3 separate regions of the Mus musculus genome follow, and all the other regions are linked to region 1. A link is a loop called in an ENCODE intact Hi-C map of the cell type or tissue named here. Cell type or tissue: left cerebral cortex. All regions are shown on one strand.

Region 1 (2,500 bases):
TACAGAACAATTAAAAGTTACATAGTATGCTTCAGTCCTTAAATATCCAACTTACCATCTGGCCAGACTGGAATCGGAACACCAGTCTGGGGAAACGCATCAGAGTGCCAACTCACACCGGGCCTGGTGCTAGGCACGCAAACCTTTCAAGCTGGAGCTAATAACAGAAGACAAGGAAGGCTTGTGCTTACAAACCCCCAAGACTGTGGTTCTCCCCTGCTGATACACGCAGAACACACCAATCACAGCATTTTAAGACAGTATATGTGGAAATACCATATACTCGTTGGTCAGGTGTTGAAAACAACATTAACTTCAGTTATGTGCCAACAATCAATAATTTTTGCTGAAAGACTAATGTCTCTTTCTCTCCCCCATCTCACACTCCATTAACATCTGTTCAAAGGGAATCTGCACTTGAACTTTACAAGGTAAGATGACTAATTACTATGCTCACATGCACATTCAACTGTTCAAACTAGAGTCTTCACAGAATTTCGCTTTGAGTTTTTGTGATCAGTGAGGTGGGTAAAGTGTTAAAGATCTTCCACTTAAACGTAACTGATGAAGAAGAAAAAAAAAAGTCAACTGTCAGGTCAGAGACCCGACCCCTTCCATGTGCAGAGCCAGCTTCTAATCCCAGTACCCACTTGGCAGCTGACAACCATCAGTAATGGATCCAACACCCTCTTTGAATCTTCTCTTCTGACCTTAGCTGGCACCAGGCATGGTTCACAGACATACATACAAGCAAAAAACTCAGACACACACACAAAAAATCTCTAGAAAACAATTCCTAATTATACCAATTTCTTGTAAGAAACCTTTATAAAAGTCTAAAGTTTGATGGCCAAGAACTGTGAACCCAACCGTGAAAGCACTAAGCACTAATGGACAAACTATACGGAAACAAGTTTATTTACCACTACTTTTCAGAAATCGTATTTTTTTCCTGCAGTAAACAAGTATTACAGATCACTGACATTATGCAATGGTTTGCCATACACTGCTCCTGTGCATAAACAGCAGATGGGGTATAAGTTAAAATAAATGGCTTGAGCACTTAGACATCTCTGCACATTTATCCACTTCCCCTAGAACAACTAAAAGCGAGCACAGAATTTTCTAGTTTTTTTTTTTTTCTTTTTCAAGAAAGGGCCAGCGTCTCCCTAAGTCTCTGTTGAGGATGGCTTTGAACTGGTGGCTCTGTTGACTCCACCTTGCAAGTACTGACAAGTGCATCCTTCTTACAGAAGGGAAAGGACTAGCTGTAGACTTCCCCTGGGCTCCAATGCCAACTCCGCAGAAAGGGGGACCTAGGAGGGAGGGCCGAGCTCTGTCGCCCCCTGGCGGTGGCGGCGGCACCGCGCGCTCAGCGGCGCGTCCTACGCCCGCCCCGGAGGCGCGGCCCGCGCTCACCCGCGATGCCGTAGTGCTGCGCCGCGGCACAGGCCAGGCGGCCCGGCAGGTACGGAGAGAACTCGGCCGCATAGCCGTGGCGGCCGGGCACCCGCAGCGTCCGCGCCGCGCTCATTCCGCTCGCCCGCCGTCACTCGGCCTCCCGGCCCGAGCGCGGAAACAGTCTCGAGGTAGAAGTGCCCCACTGCGGCTCACTGAAAGTCCAGGAAGGCCGGGCGGAAGTGACGACGCCGACGCCCGGAATCCTAGATTTTGATTGGGCTACATAGAAAAGGGAACTGACGCCGCGAGGACCATTTTTCTTTTGGGCAAAAATCCAATGATTTGCTCTAACTAAAATCAACTGGTCTTTCAGAGATTATTCTAGACCTAAAAGAGAAGATACTCGCTAGGAGTCACTTCAGACAGTTGTTCACGTTTAATTGCAACCTCCATGTTTTTTTTTTAAATAAAAACCTTGTGTTTTTATTAATTGCTTGAACTTTAAAACTTTGCTATTCTGACATTTTCCTGATGGTTACGAAATAAAAGCCACAACAAACTCGGAAAGCAGTTAGTGAGTCCAAGGGCAACGAATGGAGTACTAGGTTGCCCAAGGTAATTTGAATCCAGACAACAATGAAGTTAAAGGATAGGACTATTATCATGTGCAATTTGCGGTCTATAGGTTTTATGTAGTTAGTTGCACTATGCAGATATATTCCAGTAATTAAGGAAGACTTGGGCTCATTAATTTCTTCATTCAAATGTTTGCCAAGCATATGCAATGTGGTAGATGAATGTGCAGTTTGCCAAACCAAACACTGAAGAGTGAAAGAGACTTGTTAATCATTAAACCAGTCAACCTGCACAGACCAAGTCATGTACCAAGCTTGGTGCTAGACTTTTGCATTCAAAAGACCCACTGGGATACGTGGTTGAGCTCAAGAGATTACAAGACTTGAAAGCTGTCAAGTGTAATCAAAATGCTATTGATGCTGTGATGAATATACACAGATGTTTTTAGGGTAGGGTGTCAGGGAACATTTTAGAAAGGAGATAATCTAGGGTGAATTCATACAAATGACTTTCTCTAACTAAA
Region 2 (2,500 bases), 220 kb after region 1:
GAGAACCATGGTGTGTGAGTCCGGAAGACAGAAAGCTCCACGGTTCCTTCCATCTTTGCTCTTGCTTGGCTGCTGCTGTTCGTCTTGTGCTGCTCGTCTCTGCTCTATCTTCTTCTCTTTCCATTGTCATTCTCGACTCCCCTGCATCTACTCCCGTGTCCTTGGGTGCACCCCGACCCTGGGTTGTGACCTTTCTGCAGGCAGACTCGGAGATTAAGATTCCATGGCTCCGTGCCCCTCTCTCACCTTAGTGTCCAATTAAAATTCCCAACAGCAGGATTCTCACCGCCTCAACCTATCCCCATCTGGGCACAGCCCAAATGTGCCCTGGCTACCGACCAGCGTGGGCGTACGGCTGTTTCTCCAAAGACTGGTTACTTCTGGCAGCAGTGATGGCTACTAAGGGGAGCCACAGGGTTCAAAGCATGTTGGGGAAGGCCTCTCGGAGCAAAGGTCTTCTGAGAAAAGACTGAGAAGGGGGAGCTCGCGTGGAGTACAGAGTGACTGAGGCCCTGTCGGGTTTTATTTTCAGGGTGCTGAAGAGCCTAAACTAAAGTGGGAACACATCACAACCCTCATCTCGAGCCTCAGAGAGTTTGTGAGGTCCACTGACCGAAAAATCATAGCCACTACACTGTCCAAGCTCAAGCTGGAGCTGGACTTCGACAGCCACGGCATCAGCCAGGTGCAGGTGGTCCTCTTTGGCTTCCAGGATGCGGTAAGTGCACGGGCCGCCATTTCCCCACAAACTCTGCTCAGGGTCGGTTGGTTATAGAAATGGGATACAGTTCAAATTCTGTTCCCTCTCATTTACTCGGTAAACTGCATTCTCTTCGGATGACAGATGTGAGGTATTTATTGAGTTCCCTCAAAGATAAGAGACTCACACAGCTGAACCACCATGGGAAACAGCAAGGCTTACAGACATTCATTCCCAAGACTGGGTTTCTCCTTAGGATCATGTGTGGGCCTCTAAAGCATAGTGCACATTAGTCGTGTTTTGTAATGCTGAACAAGAAGTGCCATCTAGTGGCCACTGAGAGAAATGCACTGTTACACCTGGGAATGCTCAGTGTTGAAATGCTCTCTCTCCCCTCAGCCCCCAAGGCTTTTCTCTGGTTTCCATATAGGACATTCTTAACAAGTTCATTTCGTAAATATCCACTATTTTCCCACCATAAATATAGTTTGGAAAACAGGCAGTTGGTGAGTGGAAACTACTCGTGATCTAATGAGAGATCACTGACAGTCTTATGCAAGACAAACCAGAAGTTATTCTGCAAGTCTGATTCAAAATAGACCTTTGTAAGCCACTGTCAGACACACAAGGTATGGGAGGCAGGAAAAAATATCTGGTGGTGCCTGTATGCAAATATAAAATTGCACTGTGTGGTTTTATTTAAATGTTTAATATTAACTTGTAATGTATTACTCCTGTGTTAGGTAGTTTCTTGACATTTGTATTTGAAACAAGAAACAATCCTCCATTCCAAACTGAATCTTCATCCTTCCACAGTCACTGGTGTTCTGAGTGGAAACGACTTGGTGTTTCTGCTGTGTGAAGAACAGGAACAAGATTCTCCTGACTGGACCGAGGTCCTAGAGAATCCAAGCAGGGCCTGTCACTAATATTAAATGCTAAGGCATGCTTACACTGCAACTATGGCAACCCAGCCATCTACCATCCAGTGCAACGATGTAGCTGATTTGTGCCTGCCCACACATTGGCTTCTGGGCAGGAGGTTGGGGAGAATTCAGAGTGAGAGCTAGTTAGCTGTAATCCTGAGCCTTGGGCCCAGGTCAGACATAGTCATGCAACTCGCTCAACCCAGTTTCACTCCTGGCCTGTCAAGTGCTCTTGTTGGGTAATACGCTGTGTAATGCGGCAGTGAGCAATACGCTGTGTGATGAGGGGATGTGCAGGGGGGCCATGGCTATGAAGGATTCACACTTGAAATACTCCCATGTTCTAAGTGATAGCCTGGTTAGACACATAAGCAGGCAGATCCATTTAAGAAATGGAGGTACTGCAAGCTCACTCTGAAAGAATCCCCTGGAGCAAGTGAGGTCCAAGAAGTAGTTCATTTCCTTGGGAGCAACTGCTATGCGAAAGGCCTCAGGCCGGCTCTCTCCTAAACCGGGTCGTTTGGATGAGGCTGGACCAATGGAAAGACTGAGCTGCTGTCATTCTGACTCTTGGCACGAGTTTGGAGCTCAGCCACCATTTTCCAGCTTCCACCTGGTTCTCTAACCGCAGCCCTGCTTACATAGGTGACATTGTGAACCGGGAAGAGTGACCCAATCCAGATGTTAAGGGAATTCTGTCCAACCTTTAAAAAGGAAATTCTGGCACAGGTTATAAATGTAGATGAGTCCTAGGAATGTCATGCTAAGTCAAACGGGATGGTCTTTAAAAACGACCAGAGAATTCATCCTCTGACTTTGGGGAGGTTCCCGGAGCACAGACCACAGGGATGGACGCAGGTCAGGTGTGCAGCAC
Region 3 (2,500 bases), 420 kb before region 1:
AAAGACACTTTATTTTCTTATTCTGCAGGAGTATTTCTAATATAATAAGACACCGAGACTGTGTTTAGCTCAAAGTCTATATGGTTGACTCCAAAGTTCAAAATTGCTTTGTTAGATGTAAGCCTTTGTCCCTGGACGGACAGGCTTCTGTCTCTTAGGAAAGAAAATTAAGTTGTATTTTCTATGTGGTGGTTCCTGAATGCAGAATTTTAGATCCGCTTTAATAAAACACGTGGCTGTGTAAGATTTTATGTTAGTAACGGTGATGGAAAGAACATTGATTTATTATTATTATTATTATCATTATTATTATTATAGAAAATTTATGATCACAAATTCAGCATCTATCAAAGAGTTTGGCCACAGTGCACCAAAAAAGCCTCCACCTACTGGGCAATGTTACGACAGGGCAAGATAAAAGCAAAGCTGGTTCCCTTCTTCCCATCACAACAAAAAGGTCGATAAAGCACACACTTGATATCAAACAGAGCTTCCTGCTGGCTTCAGTTACCTGGGAGTCTGGAGCCTGTGGTTTGAGTAATGTTCTGTCCACAATGCCGGGCAGCAGAAGCATAGAGAGAATGTCGGGCTTCCAGCCGGCTGAGCGAGCGCCTAACAACTTCAGACTCATTCTTTATTCTCCATCAGAAACGATAGCAAATGTGTTAAAAGGAAAAAAAAAAGTATTCACCGATCTTCTGATGTTGCCTTTTTTGGTGCTAGGAATTGTGTAACAGAGGTGATCCAGACGAGGTGATCCGCCCTTGAGCTACCTTCCAGGGTCATGTAAGTTTGCAAAAGAACCGAAAAGGAAGAGTTTTGCATAGTTCCTCTTGAAAACAAATGGTTTTTGTTTGTTTGTTTTATGTTTGTTTGTTTGTTATTGTGGAAAATTCCTGAAGAAATAAGATAGAGGTTGCTGGGGTGGGCACTGCAGATGACCAGGTGAAAACAGGACCAAACAGAGTACACATGTGCAGCATAAGTGCAAACATTGTAACTTTTATCTCTTTGATCCTGAGAAATTTTGTCAAAGTAATGACGTTAATATTTTTAAACTCTATATTTTGGTATGCAATAGGACATTTATCCTAGAGTCCATAAGAATGATTTTTTTAAATATGAATGCTTATATCAGTACTAAAGAGGACTCTGCTTGAATCCTCAGGTACTTACCTCATTTTCAAGTGTATCAATTAAAAAGATTACATAATAGGTGCTCTGAGTGGACACATAATTTTCTCACCATTTCTAAACATTCCTACCAAAAGTATAACGTTTAGCTGCCACCCAAACGGTGGAAATGCATATGTACATCTGCGACTTACAAACTGTGTTTTGAGAAACGCTTGTGAGGGAATGCTGCAGCTGCTGATAGGTTGACCTTTAGATTAAAGGAAGGAGAAGACAAACAAAATTCTGGCATGACTGAAACAGAGTGGTAGAAGCCCCGGAGAAGGACCACCAGGGGGCAGCATCCTCAAGCGGTTGTGATGGGGTGAGGCGCCCCCCCCCCCCCCCGCAAGGTTGTTGGTTAGCTCCAGCTATTTAGAACCAGAACCGTTTTCTGATTTCCAAGTTAAAACCCCTAAGTACAAAAACATGTGTCCCCACCCCCAATGTGAAACGGACGAAATTCAAAAGCAAAAATAATACTTTATGCAGCTCAGCATGTACCCTACATCGTTCTGAGCGATGTACATGGATCAAGCAGCTGCCATGACAACCTTTGCAGTGTAAACACTGTTGCTAGTACATTAAAATCACGTGTGCATTTATATGATGCATTGTCTATGATTTTTAATTGAAATTTACAAATGAGGAAACCGGGACACAGAAGTTTATCACGTGCTCATGCCATACAAATACCAAATACCAAGTACCAGAGCTGAGATTCGGACCAAAAGCTCTGGCCCAGAGATCAGATCTGAGACTGAGCCAACAGACTGAGGCTCTCAAGGCAGTGTTTCCTTGTTGGCGCACTATCAAGTTCAGCTACCAGCGCAAGGTCCAACTTATGGCCTTGTCTGGAACACAGCTTCTGTGTGCTGAATCTCTTGAAAACACTTCCCCCGAAAGTTTTACCCCAACAATGCTGCTTTCTTCGTAATCGTGGCTAAATTCTCAGCTCTGGCCAACCAGCATTGAGTATCCAGCAAGGATTTTACTTTAGTAGTTCTGGTATCTTGTTCATCACAGATGGTTCTTCATCCCCAGCTAACCAAAACTACAGATCCTTCACACAAAATGTCCTGTAGAGTCTTTTCTTCCCGCTGACACTGCACAAGCTAGGCCTCCAGGTTTTTTTTTTTTTTTTACTGTTTGCAGCAAGCTCTTACAGAAGTGACTCAATGGCTTTTCTAGCCCCAAGTTTCACAGAACAGTTCATCCTCAAAAGCAGTGAGGACAGGAACTCAAACAGGGCAGGAGTTCATTCAGGGCAGGAGCTGATACAGAGCATGGAGGGGTGCGGCTTACTGGCTTGCTCCTCATGGCTTGC

Evidence for each region. Hi-C counts contacts between places; a loop is a spot of excess contacts. Peaks named below come from ENCODE experiments on the same cell type or tissue, not always from the same donor. Only the 100,000 strongest peaks of a DNase experiment are listed, where the experiment ranks them.
Region 2: a loop joins it to region 1, with 7 times the contacts of the local background. A loop is called at or near these places in 16 of 42 quality-filtered maps.
Region 3: it touches region 1 in a loop (3-fold over the local background); 12 of 42 quality-filtered maps call a loop at or near these places.

Annotation. Positions count from the first base shown.
Region 1 is chr10:19,906,040-19,908,539 of GRCm38, forward strand. It overlaps Pex7 (peroxisomal biogenesis factor 7), which reads right to left and starts at 1,635. Exons shown (of 10, transcript NM_008822.2): 1 at 1,420-1,635. The coding sequence starts at 1,534. In left cerebral cortex, a CTCF peak has its summit at 1,319 (motif pointing left); DNase peaks (open chromatin) are centred at 100, 1,398 and 1,651; H3K4me3 peaks cover 858 bases; H3K27ac peaks cover 357 bases.
Region 2 is chr10:20,124,420-20,126,919 of GRCm38, forward strand. It overlaps Map3k5 (mitogen-activated protein kinase kinase kinase 5), which reads left to right. Exons shown (of 30, transcript NM_008580.4): 24 at 533-718. Among named protein-coding and RNA genes, the nearest start is that of Map7, 45 kb to the right of the region's middle. In left cerebral cortex, a CTCF peak has its summit at 1,034 (motif pointing left); a DNase peak (open chromatin) is centred at 1,021.
Region 3 is chr10:19,490,232-19,492,731 of GRCm38, forward strand. Gm33104 (predicted gene, 33104) reads left to right here. Exons shown (of 4, transcript NR_152784.1): 2 at 724-786. Among named protein-coding and RNA genes, the nearest start is that of Gm33104, 4.8 kb to the left of the region's middle. In left cerebral cortex, CTCF peaks have their summits at 1,449 (motif pointing right) and 1,655; a DNase peak (open chromatin) is centred at 1,450.